2 separate regions of the Mus musculus genome follow, and region 1 is linked to region 2. The links are chromatin loops, found by intact Hi-C in ENCODE. Cell type or tissue: left cerebral cortex. All regions are shown on one strand. Each heading gives the region's core, and the rest is flanking DNA. Links, peaks and the distances in the headings are about the cores only.

Region 1 (9,924 bases), core at 1,441-9,440, 52 kb after region 2:
TGGAAATGCAAATTGAATTTGGTGATTGGAATTGATGTGATGTGAGGAACGGCACTCATCAGAGTCAGTGTATGCCCAATGACTAGAGACCAGAAGGCTTCCTCACCAACCTCCTCAGCTGGGCCTTTGGTTGGTAACTTTTTAATCTCTGCTTTCCCTATTCTCTGGTTGTCTATACAGTTTGGCAGTTCTTTTGATTTTGGGATGTGTGTGCATGTGTGAGTGGGCACCAGAAAAATGTGCAATAATAATTGTAGGTTTTAAGAAATGGAATTGATGGTAGAAATACAGACAGCTATGTGCAATGCTGAGCTCTTAACAAGGGTGCTGGGGAAATGGGCTCCTTCTGAGTTTGTATCAGGCTGCCCCACTGCAGGACCCAGTGCACAGCTGCCACTTGCCTCCTCCTGTATTTGGGATCCTTACCTCTCCTACAGATTCCAGAACTACCTCATGGCTCAGGCTAGACATACCGACATAACCTCCTGAGGTTTGCTCCACATCTGACTGCCCTTAGGGTCCATTGCAAACCTCCTAAGGGTGTGCCAGGAGCATCCTTTCACCAGCAGAGCCTTGCCCTTTGGTAAGGACACGGGGACAGTGTGGAGCATCCTAGCTCTGCCTGCAGACTCAGTAATATAGGTATGGCCACCTCGCCTTGATGCTGGTAGCACTTGTGAGTGCTATGTGCTCAGTGCTGGTGCCTTTGCTGTCTGTGGTGGAAGTTGTTTAGAAATTAAATACCTTCCTAGGGGGTAGCTGGGAATAGACAACAGTGGCCACCTAGGATGTGACATCCACAGGGATGCAGAGCTTATGTCTTACCACATCTCTGGCTGGCGTGTGTGAGGGGAGTGGGGATGGATCTGTCTAACCTGGACTTCTCCCATCTTCTGTTGAATATGTAGCTCTCTGTTGGCTGTTTTTTCCCTGAAGGCCACACCTACCAGAAATAAGCCTGAATCACCCAGAGTCTGGTTGTCAGTCATACTGACTGCCTTGGAAGGTCCTCCTGAGTGGTGACTTAGCCTGTTGTGAGATTCCTGCCAAACAGCCTTCCTACCTAGGGTGGCCCTGAGCACAAGGTTTCTAGGCACTTTCCTTCTGTTTCTTTGTCTTTTGTAAAGTCCCACCTCCTTCTCTTCCATGTCTGCTCACAGGGGGCGTCTTATCAGAGGAGGCTACCTAGCACACTGTTCCTCTTCTGTGTGTCTGTATCTTGGTCTAAGAAATCCTGTCACTTTCAAAGCTCTATTGGCAGACCCTTCCCCAACTCCCTGTCTTACTGTCTGAGAGCATCTGACATCATGATGGTCACTGGAAAAAACGCTCACTGACCACTACAATCTGACTCCCTGTGGCTTTGTTAGGGCTTGCCCTAATTACATGGGTGAGTATTTCCTGGGTTTAGGGATAGGGCCCGGTGCAGACTATAGGGCTAATTTATTGGCCTGTCATCTATTTACTTATCATTTATTGTCCCTGTCATCTATTTCTGGGGCCATAACTCTGTCTCTGGAAGGTCCCTGTTAATTCTTCACTCACTGGACAAGCAGATTTCTGTAATTTTCTTTCAGTTTTTAGAGACTCCCTGGTGGGCTGGGAGGAAGCATGGACATGCTGACCCCTTCTTGCCCAGTGCACATGGTGTAGGGACTGAAGGTGACTGCTCAGATGCCTCCGGTTTGGGGATCCACATTTTGCACATTTCCTCTTAACATAGAGGTAGCGATTGGGAACCTATAGGCACCTGGTGGCTTAGTTCCTGACCTGAGATGTTTTAGGTCAGTGCTGCAGGCTATGCCAGGCATTGTGCCCAGCAGCCAGGAGGGGCAAGCATCTTCTAGTTTTCCTGGTGCACACACAGTGGCTTCGCAGAGGTGACTCAGCGGCTTAGGTCTGCATTGACTCATCCGCAAACTTCAAGGTTGGAAATCATTTGTGTTAGCAGGTTTTGATCTGTGTTCCTCAGCCCTCCAAGGATAAAGAGGTGCTGTAGGTTTGAAGAAAAATTTACTAATTTTTTTTTAGCTTCATGAAAGAGATGAATTACAAAAAATTCACCGTGTACATGGAAATTCCATTATAATCTGTAGGAGACGACCGCTATTGGTACGCGTCAGACTGCTTTGGGCTGTCACCACAAAGGCTCTGAAGTGTCTGTGTGACACCTCTCCTCAAGTGTTACTGAATTGGGGTTCTATTGGTGTGTTTGGGCTTGTCACAGTTGTGCTCTAGTTAGGGCTCCTAATTTGCAAGCTTGTCTTTCCTCAGGGGCCTGCAGCCAGGTGGCTGAGGTTGCAGTGCTGGCAGATGTGCGAGTGAGGAGGGGCTGTCTTTCTGCTTGGCATCTGCTCCTGAGAGTCTCCTCTAATGTCCCTCACCTCATCACAAGTGCCCTCCCCTCCCTGGCCAGGCTCCTCCCAACACTGGCATGTTGGTGATTAGGGCTTCACACTGATCCTCAGTTCTCACAGAGATGTCACCTACTTCAGAAATGCCCTTGGCCATGGAGCCCTAGATGTCCTAGAGCTAGCTCTGTAGTCCAGGCTGGCCTCAAACTCACAGAGATCTGCCTGCCTCTGCCTTTGGGGAATTAACAGCATGTGCCTTCATGCCAGCTTTATATTTTATTGCTTAGACAAGATATCATGTAGCTCAGGCCCACCTTGAATTTGCTACATAGCCAAGAATGATCTTGAATTCTGATCTTCTGTCTCTACCTCCTAAGTGCTAGGATCACGGGTGTATACTACTACACCTGTTTATGCAGTGCCAGGGAACTGCAGGCTAGGCGAGCGAGCATTCTGTCAATGGTGCTGCAGCACCAGCCCTCAGAGGTTTTCAGTGTTTTGTTTTTTAATTTATTTTTTTTTCATTAGGTATTTTCTTCATTTACATTTCAAATGCTATCCGGAAAGTCCCCTATACCCTCCCCCCCCCACCCCCCTACCCACCCACTCCCACTTCTTGGCCCTGGTGTTCCCCTGTACTGAGGCATATAAAGTTTGCAAGACCAAGGGGCCTCTCTTCCCAATGATGGCCGTCTAGGCCATCTTCTGCTACATATTGTTTTGGTTTTAAACATAGAACCTGGGCTTGGCCATGACCGTAGAGACACATGAACACACTGTCTCTGCACCACCTGGCGCTCCAGCACTGGTTTCTATGTGGTGTGGTGAATGCCCTGCAGAACTCACACTTGTGGGGGTTTTGGTTTTCGTTTTTTCCTTCCAGACAGAGTTTCTCTGTGTAATATCCCCCATCCCTGGCTATCCCAGAACTTGCTTTGTAGACCAGGCTGGCTTTAAACTCACAGAGATCCGCCTGCTCTTGCCTCGCAAGCACTGGGATGAAAGGCGTGTGACACCACTGCCCAGCTGTACTTGTGATTTTGAATGAGCGACTTTATTAAGTATATAACAAGTGACTGGACAAGTGACAGATACATGACCCATCCCTAGGGAACAAACATGTAGTTGGGTGTGCACACCGTCCAGCAGACACCACAGCTGGCAGTTTCCATTGAGTTTTCTCTTCCTGGCTGACCTTTGGCTTCTCTTTCTCACTGAAGGCATTTTTATATCACAGGATAAACACTGGTAACCTCTGTTGGCAATGGTTCCAGCCATTTCAATAGTATGACATTTTTACTCTTAGACTGTTTAGCTGTCACAAAGTTAGGTGGGCCAGCGCAGACAAGAGGCCTCAGAGGATACTCATAGACAGACATGCCTGGTCTGACATGGAGCAGGAGGACTCAGTCAGTTGTTAGAGCCAGCTTCTCAATGAGCTCTACAGCATGCGACAACTCACTGTATATGGACACACCGTGACTTGGCCGCGGCTTCTTTCTCGGATGGGCACCGAGCTCTTCCTTAGAGCTGCTCTATGGTAGCACAGTGTTTGGGACCCCACAGCATCTGTTGATACAGGTATGCTTTCTTGCTGCATGAGTGTGGGTGCTGGGCTCAAACTGGGGAAGGCAGGCCTCAGGGCTGGAAATGCTAGGTCAGACAAGGAAGAGCTGGAAGGAGCATTCATTGTCTTGGAGAAGTTTGTTAAAATGTCTCCTGCCGCTTTGCAGTATCTCTTGGCCAGGCCTGGTTCCTTGAAAGTGTATATTCTTAGTCCTGTGTTTCTGATGAAGCTAACATGAAAGTGAGCGGCAGTGTCCCGCCACATCCAAAGATGGCTTTCAAAGGCCTGAACTCATTCTCTCAGCAGATGCTGCCTCAGAAAGGCAGCGATCGATAAACACGCTCAGCTTCTCCTTGAAGCACCAAGAGCTTCGCTCTGAAGCCCCAGAGGTTCGTGGAAATGCCGCTGCCCTCAGAGTTCAGCACGCTGTGGAGCAAGAACTTTAATTTTTTATGAGCTTTCTCTTCTCTTCCTTGGAAGAAAGGCTGGAGTTGAATGGAGAGAACCTCCCTGGGGGCCAGGGGGGAGGACAAGAGAGAGAGACAACAACCCCAAGAGATGATGGGGATCCGTGTTAGAATGAAGTTGCTCAAATTCTTCCAGCTGTTGAGGCTCTCATAGGGCCTGTAGACCCAGTAGGAGAAGTCCCCATTTCAATTTGAGATCCATGTTAACTTGATGGTTCCTGTATCTCTGCATCCTGTGTGCCTGGTTGTCTAGGCCTATCTGGTAGGTGAGACTTGAGAAGCCTGGCCGAGAGTGTTGAGAGCCTCTTTTGGACATGGTACTGCGGCCCTGTTTTAGGTGGTGCTTTATCTATCTGCAGGCCCTTGTCCCCTCCATGGGATGCCCCCACCTCCTTTGGAGCTTGCCAGTCTGTTTCCTCCATGGAACTCCTGGATGGAGAATACCCACCTGTTCCCACACAGCTTCCCATTTCTAAGCAGGACCCAGGATTTCTAGAGCTTTGCCCCTTCACTACTGTCTGGCTTCTGCTCACATCTGTAGTCCAAGGCCCATCTAGACAGCTTTTGTGTCCCCTCTCTCTTCCTCCTGAGGTTTTTTCCTTCTTGTTCCCGTTCCTTTGTTCTTCACTGCCTCCTGGCAAAGGACTCTGAGTCTCCTAGCCAACTCCTATTTCCACACAGTGTGAGTGAGTGTGCCCTGGATATAAGAGTGTTTAGCCTTTCATCCCCTAAGTGTCCCACACATCTATCTTCTCTTGTGCCTGTGGGGAAGAGTCCCTTCAGGATCTTAGGGATCTAACCCAAGATACCAAATTCTCTTCTTTTACTTCATGCTTTCTGCCTCACCATGGACTAAATCATTCCTTTCTTCACTGTTTTTTTTTGTTTTTGTTTTTTCCTTTGCCATGGCCAGTTAGGCAGCAGTACCTCAGCTCTGGAGAGCTTGGACCTGTAGTCCATGTTTGCCATACCAGCTGACATCTAGTTAGCCTGCTGCAGGTACCAGAGGATGTGCAGGACCCTGTGCTTGCCTGGCTCACCTGCAGGCTTCCCATCTGCTTCCTTCCACACACCCTTCCTCCTGCACACCATCTACTCAGGTCTGTGATGTCTATTGTACTTAAAATACCAGCCCCTGCAGGCAACCCCACCCAGTGCTTTCTCCTCACTCAGAGACCAGTATGTATCCTGAAATCTCAGAAGGTATTTGCTGCGGCCTGTTTGCTTTATGTGAGCTGTTCCTTCCCCTGCAGTCACCTGGTTGGTGATTTATGCCTGTTTTGCAGCCAGGAGGAACTCAGCCTGTTGATCATTGTGCTCAGGGCTTCACTGAAGCTCTGCAAATGATGCTCCGGAGCGCCCTCTCTCTGCTTTGCTCTGAACTGCAATTTATAGTCTAACCTTGTCCTGTTGGAAACCTGGGAACCTATTCTGTCTGGGAACTGACCTTGGGATCTGCTGTGGCCTGCAATCCTGCCTGTTGTCTGGCATCTTCTATAGACCAGGCATTCCTCGATATCTGCTTCTGGCCTCCACAGTGGATGAAATGTGTTTTGTTCTTAAGCGAGAGGATGGGGGGGCTGGTGAGATGGCTCAGTGGGTAAGAGCACCCGACTGCTCTTCCGAAGGTCCAGAGTTCAAATCCCAGCAACCACATGGTGGCTCACAACCATCCTTAACAAGATCTGACTCCTCTTCTGGTGTGTCTGAAGACAGCTACAGTGTACTTACATATAATAAATAAATAAATCTTTTAAAAAAAGAGAGAGAGAGAGGATGGGGACTGAGAAGATGACTCACCGAGTAAAACACCTGCTACACAAGCATTTGGACCTAAATTCAGGTCTCCATAACCCTCATAGAGCTGGGCACAGTGCTGTGTTTCTATTAGACAGAGGCAGGCAGATTTCAGGGGCTCACTTGCTAGCTAGCCTGGTCAAAACACTGAGCCACAGGTTCAGTGAGAGGCCCTGTCTCAAAAGATAAAATGAATAAAGTGGAGAGATTGAGAAGGCATTCTGACATGGATCTCTGGCCTGCACTGGTGAGCACAGACAGTCCATATGAAGGAGAGGAGCGTGTAAGAATGAGTGATTGATGTAGACCAGGGGTAGTGCCTATCTAGCAAGCACAAGTCCTTGCATTAGATACCTAATATTCCTGAGGGGACTCTTTTTTTCTTGGGAAGGGATAAAAAGTTTTCTTTATAATCTGAAATATTATAACTCAGGCCTCCTAGATACCCTTAAGACTCCACCCTCTCCTGTGGTGCCATAGCACAAGCATCTCCCTCCGTCTGCCGTATGTGTAGCATTCCACATTGTTACCTAGGTGCAAGGCTGGCCTGTGTACCTGTGGCACTGCCTTCCTTAGGTAGCAGAGCCTAGCTTCAGAGTGAAGGTTGGGTAGCTGGCTTAGGCCAAGTGGTGATTTCCTGCTATCCAGTCTTGCTGCCTGGTTCTGTTCCGCTGAGCCCTGGTCTTCAGTATCCCAGCAAAGTGGCTGTTATGGCATGGCCTTGGGCTTGTTTGCATCTGGGCCAGGTGGATAGGGTAAGGGGAATGCTGCCTCTAAATTCCACTCTTGGGTTTGGCAGTCTTCCTGCAAGGCTCTCCTGAACTCCCTGCTGAGGACAGTTTATCTGAGTGATCCCAAACCCCCAATCCCACCCTGCGTGTATGTGTCACCTGAGAAGCTGCCTTGCCATGTCTGTCTCTCTGTACTTGGTTCGTAAGTAGCAGAGCAAATGCTGCCATTCTAATTAAATTACCCACTTTGGAGCAGTGATTTAAGGTGCTTGTGAACCTCCCCACCTGAATTCAACGATTCAAGAGTCGATTTCACAGTTCTTGATTATTAAATTGGTCTATGAATAGTTTTCAATTGAACTGGAACTCAAAATAGCCACTTTCTATGTCTGTTTCCCGTGAATATTTGCTCTTGCCTGATATTTGGGGTTGTGATGCACCTAGGGTGCAACTGGCAGTCAGCTGCTTCTCAGTGGGGCCAAGGGACAGTGCAAGACACCCTGAGATTACAGGATTGAAGCCCACCACTGTCCCTGATGTCACAAGGTTGGCTCTGTTTTCTGTGGTCATGCTGGTGGCCAGAGCAGGGTTCCCTGTGACACTTCACAGGACTAGGAGTATCGCAGTCCCCTGCTGAAGCATCATAAATGTTTGACTCTCATTCACTTTCAAATTACACTTTAGCTGTTTAAATGATTTTACTGAGTTATAATTTACAAAACCCTGTATTCACTCAGATGTGAAATAGACATATTTGCAGGGGTGTCTGCCTGACAAAAGTGTTATCTGCCACCCTTGTGAATTCAGATTTTCTTGAAATTGTGTAATCAAAGCAAACAAAAATAATTGGATGCAGAAGTAATCTGAGCTGCAGGTGTCTCTTGCAGGCCCCGCCCCAGATTGTACATTTTCAAAGTAGCTTCAGTGTTCTGGTCATGGTTACTTTGCCTGATGCCCTGCTTGTGTGTGTGTGTGTGTGTGTCTGTGTCTGCCTGCCTGCCTGTCTGTCTGTCTGTCTGTGCATGATTGGCCTGAGACATAATCAAGTAGTCTAGAGAGCTGGCCAACAAGTTTGCAGGATCTGTCTGCCTATCTCTGCTTCATATCTTTCTTAACATCACTGGGCTTACAGGTATGTCCTGCCATGCCCAGCTTATTGATCTGTGATCCAGCTGAGGATCCAAACTCAGATGTACATGTTTGAAAGGCAAATGCTTTATCCACTGAACTGTCTCCCTAGCCCCATGCCTCGGTTTGCGAGAGCTTTTGGCATCTCCTCTGGGAAGAGGTCTGTGACTGACAGTGCACACTCTGTGCTCCTGCAGTGGCCATCTTGGTTGGGGGGTTGGTCGGCCCTTCCCCCGCTGCTCCTATCATCTGACCTGTTTCTTTCTGCTGCTATGGCCCAGTGCACGTGTGACAGGGCACCCTGTGGGTATTTGATGAGATCCTTGCCCTTGCTTTTTGTGCTTTGCCAGGTTCTCTGTAAGACCAGTGACAACAGAGGCTGCACTGGGCCTAGAGGGCTGTCACTGTGGGACTAGAGGGGTGGTAGCAAGGGTACTTTCTGATGGTCTTTGCTCAGCCTGGGAGTGACCAGTGGCCCTTAGAAGCCTTAGTCCAGAGGTCTGGGCCTCTGATGTTGGCAGAGACAATTGATTAAATTGTGAAGTTGTTGGAATGTCATAGGGAAGGAAGTAGCCAAACCAAAGAGGCCACAGGGACGCAGTAGGAAAGCAGATATTGTAAAGGGAAGCCAGGCTTGGTGGCACAACCTGTAACCCTGTATTTTGGGGGAATACTCAAATAGGAGATTAAAAGCTCAGGTTCAGCTCTGGAGGCTTAGTGAGATCCTGTCTTAAAGTATAAAATAAGAAGAGGGCTTGGAATGTAGCTTAGTGGCAGAGCACTTATTTAAGACTGTTCCAGTGAGGGTCTGGGAGTGTGGCTCAGTGGTAGAGCACCTGCCTAGCAGGTGAGGGGCTGGGGGCGTGGTTCAGTGGGAGAGTCCCTGCCTAGAATCTCCAGAGAGAGGCTGACAGCCCTCCCTGCTCAGTGACAGAGGTCTTGATTAGTATGCCTGAGGCTTTGGCTTTAATCCTTTATACTGCAAAAACACATCCATACATGTATAAATAGGGAAAGGGAAAGTAGAGGAGGTCAGATGCCATTGTCTGGGTATGTTCTGACATCTGTTATCACATGGCAGGCCTAGTACCCAGTGTGAGCCAGGACTTTCTCCTTCAGAAACTCTGCAGGCCCAGTGCTTGCTGCGGGGGCTGTTCTCCACACCCGCCCTGTGCTGCACATCTGTGCAGACTGTGACTCACATGGGAAGTGCTTGCGCTGGCAATTTAGCTCATTCAGAAGTGCCGTCTTGAAGCGCCTGTGGCTGACAATCTTTCCCATTGTGTGTGGAGTTGCGCTTCCCTCCCCCTCGCACCGTGTTCTGGGATCACCCTGGGTGTCTTTGAAATCCAGAACCTCCTGAAAGGCACTAAGTAGCTATTCAGGAGCGAGGAAACGGACGAGGTATTTGCACGTGCAGCTCTATTTTAGGATGCCCCTATGGGATACACAGTGGGGAGTGTGGCCTTAGTTATGGGGGATGGTCATGCCAGGCCTCATGGATCTACCATCTTCCCTTCCCTGCAGTGCCCGGGGTCTGGAGAAGGTCCAGCAGCAGCTCCAGGATGAGGTCCGGCAGGCCAATGCACAGCTGCTGGAGGAGCGGAAAAAGAGGGAGACACATGAGGCACTTGCCCGAAGGCTCCAGAAGCGCAATGCATTGCTGACCAAGGTACAGTTCACCCAGTGTGACTGAGCTCACCCATGCCCACACAGCCATGCCCATACCGCCTGGCCTTTCCTCTCTGGTTGCTCATCTTTCTGCAGACCTCTGTGAAGCTGCATGTGCTTGCCTGTGGTCCATAGCTTTACGTCTCCAGTGGGTATCCCACCTACCCTGGACCCCAGGCCGGGCCCAGTGCTGGCTCTTCCTAGCTGCA
Region 2 (9,924 bases), core at 1,275-9,274:
TGTGGTCCGGGTCTTTGCTGAACCAGTCTGGGCCTCTTTGTTGAAAGCCACTTTCCTCATGGGTGAACAGGCACGTAGCACAATGATGATGCCACAACACCATACCTACTTACCTAGCAGAGGGTCCTTAAGGAGAAACAGTACATGGAGGGTATAACCCATCTGGGTCACAAAGGCTGTGCCCTGACTTTCTCCATTGCCTCCCAAGGGCGGTTAAGCTCAGAGTCTGAGTCATAATTCTTGCCTGTTTGTCTAGAGCAGTTAGGCCCCCCTCTCACAGCATCTTGTAGTATAATGAGGCCTTGTCACCTGTGTGAGCCTGTGTCCACATGAGTTATAGTGCTCTCGAGCTGTCTAGAAGCCAACAAAGCCAGTGACAGGTGCTCAGGATTAATGGTGCGGGGACATGTTTTGTGTCTCCAAGGGGGTGTCATGCTGTATCCTGGAGCTGTGATGGGGAAGCCATTATTGCCGGCTCCAAACTCAGGCTGCCTGTGTTTGAATCTCAGCTCCACTACTGAGGAGCACTCGGTCCTTGGACAGTTTAATTAGCCTGTCCACAGTGAAGACACCTTTTCAGGTGGGGTGTGTACAGGAGGGTAAAGTATATTAAAGGATGTAGCCATAAAGGATACAGGCTAGTGTCTGGAACGGTAAACAAGGGGCTGGCCAGCATCATAGTCCTCTTTAATGCCATCCTTTGTGTATGAGGAACCACAGTGAGCAGCTGCTAAGATATGATGGTCCTGGTATTGGGGTGTTCACAGTGGGCACCCCTGGAAGATGAGTTTTGGTAGATGACTGCTGGTGATGGTTAGAGGGCTAGGGGCTGGGCACGTCTTCAGTGGAGAAGATGCTGAAATTTGTTATGGTTGATTGGGTGGGCAGAAGAAGAGCAGTGAGTAGCCCATCTCCCATGGCTGTGTCCCCTGCCAGGTCTTATGCTCATTCCAGCCATTTACTGTTTGTGCATGAGCCAGCTCCTGGGCCTGTCAGGAACACAGGCCAAGGCCTCAAATGTCTGCCTGGTTCTTTCTACCCAGTATGAATGGTCTTTGGCAGAGCAGTTGAGCCAGCTTGCATCTGGTGAGCTCTCTCCATGTGTCCTCAATGGTAGCCCCTACTATGTATTTTAGGGATGCTGTGGGACCTGCTCACACTGATCACATGCCTGTCCTCAGTGGCTCCAGGTCAGGCTTTAGGGGTTGCTGGTCGCAATTCATATACCCCTAGAGACGTGGCTGGGGTCTCTGGAGGAACACCCCTAGAACCTATACTTTCACTCTTGGGACACAGGGAGGAAACGTCCCCTGTAGCTCAGGGCTTCTTGTTACTAGTAGATTGGCTGTATAAATACTTGTTTCTGAGCTGACTATATCTAGGCTCCTTATAGGCCTGTGGGAGGCTTAGTTTGTTGGCTGAACTTCCTGGCTTACAGTTTAGTGCTAAGGCTGAGAGTATGGTTGCAAACACTCGTGTTTCTAAAACCCAGCCAGGGTGGCCCTGTACAGCTGGCCAGACAGACTGACCTGCCACCCACTTTCTGTGCTATGGTCTGTCTATAATGGCCCACAGTTTGTGTCCTAGCTCAGGTCTTGCTGAGGTGTTTGTTTCTTTCTTCCATGCTAGAATCCATGTCACTCTGTGTCATTGCCTTTGTTAAAGTGACAAACTATATCATTCTTTTCTACAGTTGTCTCTAGACATCTGCTTTCCACGCAGCTGTCTGAGGGACACTTTCTGACTCAGGTCACGCCATATTGTCCCCACACCTGAGCCTTCCCCTGGTGCTGTGTCCTCAGGGTGTGCGCAGTTTCCTTGCCAGGTTTTCACCACAGCAGCATCCTCTGCTGCTGCTCTGTGTTGTCCGGGGTCTGTGCACCTTCTCTAGGCTGCCTTTCCACCTCCTTCCCCAGGCATTATTAGCATCATGTTCTTGGCCTTATTTCCTCTGCTGACTTGGCAGACCCATCAAAGCTAGGATTTTTGTTAAAATGAATATATGTTTGCCTCTGTCTAACTCTGCCTGTGCTCCTCTGCTTGTCTTTCTCGGTGCAAGGCTTGTGCTGGCTTTTCTTACAGTGAGCCAACCATTATCCCCACCATAGCACATGCTCTCTGCAGCTGAGGTGGAGGAGCCAGCACCATTGGCAGGCCCACAGGCCCATGGATTTGGTCCTCCCTCACATCTTAGCCAAGCCATGAGGTTATTGGCTGTATATGAAGCCCAGCAGGAGCCCTTTCCCCACTAGCCTGGACTAGTCTCCCTGTCTCCCTCCTTGGCTGCTCTGCACTCAGTATCATCTGAGGTGTCCCAAGGGTCACTGCCTTTGTCCCCTCTTGTCCCACAGTTGTGTGGACTCTGAATGCACTTGCTTCTGTCCTCCCAACCTCAAGTGGTTGCACAGCTCTAAGATGTGCTATGCCTGTCCACACAACTTGAGGGCTTCTCCCCTTCTCACCACTGCACCTTGGCCTCTCATCTTCTGTGGGACTGTCATGACCTCCCAAGTTCCCTTCCTACTGTCTCTTCAGTTCCCTTCTTTCTGTCCCTTGTCAGTTCACATGCTCCTTTAGGTAGGGCATTTCTCCCAGGTTCCACGTTGCATGTTGTTGGGTAAGGTGTCTTCCTTAAGGAGACATGAACAGTCATCTATTTCCCCCCAAAGGGAGCATCAGTGACTGACCAAAGTAACACCTCCACCTGCCTCGCCTGTAGAGCCACTGAGTTCATTGAGCTCCTTATGTAAGACCATGGTGGAGGGGCACTTACAGAAGCATAGGTGAGCCCCACGTGTCAACTGGAAATCCCCATGCCAGCATGGAAGAAGACAGCTGCATAGCTGCATAGCTGGAGTTGCTACGGCACTTGACACTGCAGACACTTCCGCATGCCTCCAGTACCTCTGAGACCATGAGCAGCAGGGACAGAATTACAGGCAGGTGGGAAAGGGGGTCGAGGACAGGAGGGAGGGACTGGGGTCTCAGGATTTAATGATCCTTTCCTTTTTATGAGAGAGTATCAGCAGGCCTGTCTCTTTTGGGGGCAGGGATTCAAGACAGGGTTTCTTTATGTAGCCCTCGATGTCCTGGAACTCATTTTGTAGACCAGGTTGGTCTTGAACTCACAGAGATCCACCTGCCTCTGCCTCTCAAGTGATGAGATTAAAGGCATGCGCCACCACCGCATAGCTAGCAGGCCTGTTCTTCAGGGCTGTTTGTGAGTAGTCACAGTTGCTGTGGTATGTATGGTAATGGCTGCTATGGTGACTGTGTGCCCGGTATCTAGTTCATTCCCAAGAGGTATTTACTGAGTAAATAAAGTTCCCATCAGCTTGAGAATGGGGTGTTGTGATGGCTCTGGCTTCTTAGGGACTTGTGGTGTTGTCTGTGGCTTGTAAGCTCATCTTTGTCTCCCTTCCCTGCTGTCCTCTATTCTGTCACTTTGGGTCCCTGTTTTTACCAAGTGTGGCAGCAGCAGAGCTGGGGACTTAGTGCCTTGCATTGCCTTTGGCTGGTCTGCAATTTGGCACCAGTAGTGTACGTAGCATCTGTCAGCTCTCAGCCACCCCCAGCCTACCTGCTTCAGCCTAGGGTAGCTGAATGGCTTAGCATTATAAGTATAGCATTTGATTGGAGGCCACACCCTCATTTCTGTTCAGAGCCTAAGCAATAAGCTGTCCCCAGTTTCCTCTCATGTGGTACATGGGAGGCATTCTGTGCCAGACCTGAGGCTGTGCCAAGTGGGAAGAGGCAGAGTTCCATTCTGGTAGGGCTTTGTGTGCACTGGGCCTCGGCACAGGTCTGGCAGTGGCAGTGTTGGGCAGCAATGGTGTCACCCTGGGCCGTCTGCAGAGACGCAGGGTGCAATGGAGGCAGGTGAGGGGGCAACATATAACTATGCATGATGAGTGCCCATGCATGTGGGGTGCGTGTACTTGTGTGGACAGGGACAGGTGTGGAGATACAGAAGCATGGAACTTGTGTAAGCTGTATGCATTCCACCGGCTATAAAAGTTGTTGAGGGAACATTTCTTAGCAGATGCTAAGATGTTTTGTTTAGATCCTGTAATACCAGAACTGGTATTAAGCAGCTTAAAATTTGCCTTGGAATGTGGAGAGTGGCTACCTGAGTCTGAGCACTTTTCTCGTGCCTTCTGCAGCACTAGTGACATAGAGCTCATGGCTGTCCTGCAAGGAGTATGCTGCTCTTAGCCACCTGCAGACCCAGGAGTGCCTGGCTAGGACTCATGGTCGTCTGAGGATGTCTGACTCTATGCACGTTTACCTCCTACCCACACATCTACCTTTCCCTTCCTTGTGACAGTGGGCTCTGTGGCCTTTCTTTGGAAGCTGGAGTGGCTCAGCAGGGAATCCCTCTATCCTGATTCTCTTTAACTTTTTTTTTTTTTTTTTTTTTTTTTGAGACAGGATTTCTCTGTGTAGCCCTGGCTGTCCTGGAACTCACTCTGTAGACCAGGCTGGCCTGGAACTCAGAAATCCACCTGCCTCTGCCTCCCGAGTGCTGGGATTAAAGGCGTGCGCCACCACGCCCGGCTCTCTTTAACTTTTATGTCAACTGTGGGTCAACACTGAGCCTGCCTCCCAGAACCACTCACATAGTAACCTGGGCATGGCTATGCAGGCTGCCCACACCAAATTGATCTGGTCTTGTTATATCCCAGACTGCAGAATGCACTAGGCATTGTGGTATTTGACTAATGGGCTAGTCCAAGCTCAAGACAGTTTACCTACCAAGTAATGGCTCCTACTTACCATCTCTTCCTCTGATATCCCTATCAGACAAAGGCTTTGAGCATGGCTGTGTAGCAGTGTTTTGTTAGTTCCTGTGTACAGGTTGTCACCTTCCATCTGGTAAGTTCAGGTTCCATAGAACAGGCCCAGAGTGCTGCTATTGAGGTTTAGGGACCCAGTGGGCTGATCTCTGATACTATTCCTGCTTATACAGTCCCCTTATCACACTGTGTTCTGAAGGGGACATGAAGGCAGGCAAGTTTAACTGGAGGCTCCCACAGTGCCCACCATAGCTGGGAATTCCTAGCCTCTCTGTCCGAGCCTGATCCCCACCCCCTTTAAGATACCCCCCTCTTCTTGCCTGTGTGTGTTTCCTTCCTTCCAGGAACAGAACCCAATAGCACTGTCAAGAGCTGTCTGTGCTTGAGCCGGGCCAGGTTTATGCTCTGAGCATAGGGCAGCTTCAGAAGGCTTTGGCAGCTGGCTGCAGTGCCCAGCTTTGGACATGAGATGGTGCCTGCAGCATTTCGAGCCCTATCTGCTCACTCCTCAAAGCTTCCTTCCATAGCCTCCCCAGTGGAGGCATCCAAACCAAGTCTATAAATTTTGTGACCAGTTAGTAGGAGAGAGAGTGGAGAGATAAAGAGAGGCTGGAAAGACCTTGAGATGGGTGGGCATCTGTCATAGGTGCCTACCTGGAGCTCACTTCTGCTCTTGAGCTGTATAATCTTTACCTTCCCATTCTTTGCTGGGGTGGGCTGGTGAGTCCAGGAGGGAGGGAGGGAGGGAGGGGGAGACAGGGGGGGGGAGAGACAGAGAGAGAGAGAGAGAGAGAGAGAGAGAGAGAGAGAGAGAATGTATGTGTGTGTGTAGTGATATAAGCCCCAACCCTAGCTTGGCTTTGGCTCTGTTTAAGACATTCCTGTTTCAGGCTGCCTCTCTTCTACTGCTTTGCCTTGAGACCAAGTCTGGGTACCCACATCCCCAAAAGGATGGCCAGTGCATCCTGGGATACAGAGCAAGGCTTGGGTCCTTTACTGAATTTGTGGAGATACACAGCTGTGAGGGTGAAAGGCCCCTTGATGATAGGCCCTGTGTGTGGTGGGAAGATGTGCATACTCCTTCTTCAAGGGCCAGGTTGCTGTGCTCCAGGCCTACCCAGCCCCAACCACCCAGTCATGGAGTTGGGGAGGGCCAGCGTTCCAGACCCGGCCCTCTTAGTCTGCTTGTGCTGGCTCTTCAACTAGGGGAGCTGCGGTTAACATTTCTCACCCACACGGACTGTTGCTCTGTATGTCTTGCATATCCATATTTAAAATGGTATTTACATATTCATGGGTTTTTAAATAAGCTCTTATTGTTAAGGAATGTAGAAGTGGATAAAATGTGAAACTCCCTCTTTTATTCAAGCACCAGAGAAAACGTCACCCCCATCTACCCCAATGCAATCACTTTCTGAGTGCTTAGCTCTGTTGCCATGGGAGCTGCCCTGTCCCATGGTCCTCTCTCAATTCTGCCCAGCCCGTGTCCAGCATACAGCATACAATACACAGCATGGCTCACAGCATGCCCACAGCCATGTCCTTTTCTTGTCATACTCTGGATCCCTCTGATGTGACCCTTACTTCCTGATAGAGTCCTGAAGACACCATCCCCATTTTTCCCCTCATTCATTTGTATGTATGTGTACATGTGTGTATATGTGTGTACATGAAGGCCAAGGGTGTCTTCTTCCATTACCCTCACTTTCTGAGACAATGTCTTTTGCTTGAACCTGGAGCTCACTGATTTAGGTAGACAAGCTTCTCCAGTGTCCTGTCTCTTCCTTCCCAGCGCTGGAGTTACAGACATCCACTATTGCCCCTGGCTTTTTGGAGGGTTTCAGTGATCCAAACTCAAGTCTCCTGTTCCCACATCCTCCTGCCCCCCCCCTTTTTTTTGGAAGAAAAATTAAGACAGATAAAGCTTGTCGTTTTAGAAGTGGCAGAGTTAGAGATGCCGTTGTCATTACGTGTCCCTGCCTTGGCCTCAGGTACTCCTTGTTCTGCAGCTGGTGAATAGGGATTTGAAGGACCAGTGTCTTTGCACTTTCCTTTTCTATAGAGACAAGAAGCAACCACTCCCTTCTCCCTCCATAGTCCTATAAGGGTCATGGGCCAGACAGACCTAGTAGGACTGCCAGTTTTACATCTGGAGCTGTCTGAGCCTTTGCTTCTGGGATGTCTGTCTGTAGGAAGCCCATTGGAGAGCACTGTAGACGGAGAGAGTGGAGGAGCCAAGGAAGGAAATTTAGTGGACTAGCCTTGGCTGGGGTGGGGGGCAAGTTGAGTAGGCATTGGGTAGGTTCCAGAGATCCATAGAGGTGTGGCTGTGCTCTTCTGGTCAGTGGCTGGCTAGCACGAGGCAGCGGATCAGTGCAGGGCTCTAAGGTTTGAACAGTAAATACTTGGCTGGAAGAGCCTTTAGGGACTCTTAAGAATTTGACATCACTTTGACAGAGGCAGACTTAATACGCATAATTTCTTGTCTCTGTCCTTTACATCCCTTTCCTAAGCATGACATCATGTTTGGTCAACTCAGTGAGGCCTTCTTGTAGACCATGGTGTCTGGGAAGCCCAAGGAGACAGCAATAGACATGATTGTATCAGTAGTAGAAAGCAGATGTGCAGAAAACAGTGTGTAGGAAAGAGCAACTGAGTAGTGCCATCTGCATTCCACATAGCTTTAGGAGTCTCTGCTGAGGCTGTAGCCCCTGGGAACCGCTGAGCATTTGACACCCTTCCCCTGCCAGCAGCTGCAGGCCTCACCTGAACCGCTTAGCAGCCTAGTCATGACTGGAATGCAGGCATACTGTGGCCATTCCTTGGGACTCCTTTGGAGTGGCATCACTTTGCCTGTCACCAGAGGGCAGTGAGAGATGCCTCCCTTTGTCAATGACTGGAAGGTGGCATTGGCCAGGTTACTGTTACCTGAGCTGCTACTAACTAGGTCCTTTGTATAGAGACCCTAACTCTGGCCTGGCCTATCTGGCTGGCTTGATGTGAGTGCACTGCAGTTCTCAGGGCCAAAACCAAGGGAGGCAGCCATTCTTGATGAGGGCAGAAGTGCTTGCTGGGTTTAGGGCTGGGCAGCTCTCTTGCTTTCCAGCCTTGGTTACAGACCCATGAGCCTGGAAGAGGGTTGTCCTGTGGCTCAGGGTCCCAGTTCTAAGCACTCCCAGCTCAAGGCCAGTCTTTGCTTGGCTGTTAGTGCCCTTGGTTTGAGGCTGGAATGAGTATGCTCCATATCAGGGCATCTGTCATATGCCTCTGAGGGGTCTCTAGGGCCAGCTGTGTAGCTGGGGAGAATGGGAGCTGTGGCTCATAAAGGGCCTGTGGAGATTCATGACCCTTAGATGGCACACTCCTTGTCTTCCAGCCAGTCCCTGTGGCCATCTGGGTCTGAACACGGGCCTGTCTGTTATCTCTGTCTCACAGTGTCCCATTGGGCAGTACTTTTTCAAGCCAGATCAGTCAAGGCTTTCTCTGGGTTATGAGACCTCCATTCCTGACAGTTCTTAAAACCTGGGCCAATAGACACAGTTTTTTATAGAGTGTTGGTGTTCCTGAGACTGGGAAATATGGCACTGGCCCTCGTGCTATCAAGCACTGCTCATTCATGAGCCAGCATGAGATGGAGGTGGCGTGCAGTAGAGCTGTGATCCCTATCAGAAAGGAGTTCCCTGTGATGTGGAAGGATAAACAGAGGATCAGTGGGAAGGCTGGGAAGGGTAAACTTGGGGGTCCCCTTCCCAGCAATGCTTCCTTCACACTTGCCGGTCCCACAGGTTCCCACCTAGCTGCTTAAGGAGACCGTCGGGGAGACAGCTGAGGCTTCATCAAGGCCCAGACTAGTTGCCTTTCCCTCTTTACCAGTGCACTTGAGTTGCAGCAGAGAAGTGGTGGGCACATTCAGCTTGCAACCCTTGGTCCCGTGTCAGTGCTGTTTGGCATCTGGTTTCAGGAACCCAGCATAGCAGTCACTGAAGACAAAGTATTTATAATTGAGACTTGCATCAGGGTTTATCTTTTTTTTAAAATTAAGATTATTCATATATATATATATATGTGTATATATATATATACACACACACACATATATATGTGTGTGTATGTATGTATGCATGTATGTAGGTTTAAATAAATAAAATATGCATGCCAGGCATGGTGGTATACACCCTTAATCCCAGCACTCAGGAGGCAAAAGTGGACAAATCTTAGTGAGATTGAGGCCAGCCTGGTCTACATAGTGAGTTCTAAGCTAGCCAGCAGGGCCACACAAAGAGAGACCTAGCCTCAAAACCCCCCAAAAAAATGGAAGAACAAAGTAAAACAACAAAAAACAACAGCCTTTCCCCCCAAAAAACCAACACAACAACTTTAATGTGCCAAGCACAAACACACACATATAATAATTAATAAACATATACAATTAATATTTATGTTAAATTCTTTCATTTAAAGTCACTTATTGTCTATGAATATATAAAGTACTTATGTATCACCCTGCCCTATCACTCTTGCTTATCTCCCTTCCTCTCCTGTTGAACTCAATGTTCTTTGTAGTTAGCACCTGCGGCATTCTAATGTCTTTACTCTTTTCTTTGTGACCTACTGAGTTTGTCGAGTGAGGCTTATTTACTGGAGAAGGACAACTTTGTAGTGTATAGCACTGAAGGACATCACCCTCTCCTGGTGTAGCAGTTACTTTTCTGTTGCTGTCGTGAAACACCACAACCAAAAGCAGTTTATGGAAGACTGTTTATTTTGGCTTACAGTTCCGGAGAGGGTCCATACTGGCCAGAGAGGTAGTGCAAAGTCTCAGTGGCCACAGCAGGAAGGCGAGAGATCTGTCTCATCTTCAGTTGTAAACTTGAAGTGGGGCAAGGCCGTAGACTCTCAGCCTGTCCCCAGTCACTTCCTCCAGAAAGCTGTCTCCTAAAGTCTCCACAAGCTCTCTCCACAACATCATCACTACTGGGGGCCAAGTGTTCAAATACAGGTGCCTGTGGGGATCATTTCTCATTTGAACCACTGCACCCAGCAGCTGTGAACGGCCAGTTTCTCCTTAGGGAGAGTCGAGACCTCCTAAGTCCCTCCTCCATCCATAATGGATTGTTGGCTGGTCCAA

The links. Hi-C counts contacts between places; a loop is a spot of excess contacts. Peaks named below come from ENCODE experiments on the same cell type or tissue, not always from the same donor. Only the 100,000 strongest peaks of a DNase experiment are listed, where the experiment ranks them.
Region 1: it touches region 2 in a loop (2.2-fold over the local background); 7 of 42 quality-filtered maps call a loop at or near these places.

Annotation. Positions count from the first base shown.
Region 1 is chr5:140,193,706-140,203,629 of GRCm38, reverse strand. Mad1l1 (MAD1 mitotic arrest deficient 1-like 1) reads left to right here. Exons shown (of 18, transcript NM_010752.3): 11 at 9,572-9,716. Among named protein-coding and RNA genes, the nearest start is that of Gm16120, 9.4 kb to the left of the region's middle. In left cerebral cortex, for the core only: a CTCF peak has its summit at 5,749; DNase peaks (open chromatin) are centred at 5,749 and 9,249; H3K27ac peaks cover 354 bases.
Region 2 is chr5:140,245,909-140,255,832 of GRCm38, reverse strand. All of the region lies in intron 10 of Mad1l1 (MAD1 mitotic arrest deficient 1-like 1), which reads left to right. Among named protein-coding and RNA genes, the nearest start is that of Gm16120, 43 kb to the right of the region's middle. In left cerebral cortex, for the core only: a CTCF peak has its summit at 5,255; DNase peaks (open chromatin) are centred at 1,372, 3,622, 5,276 and 6,023; H3K27ac peaks cover 262 bases.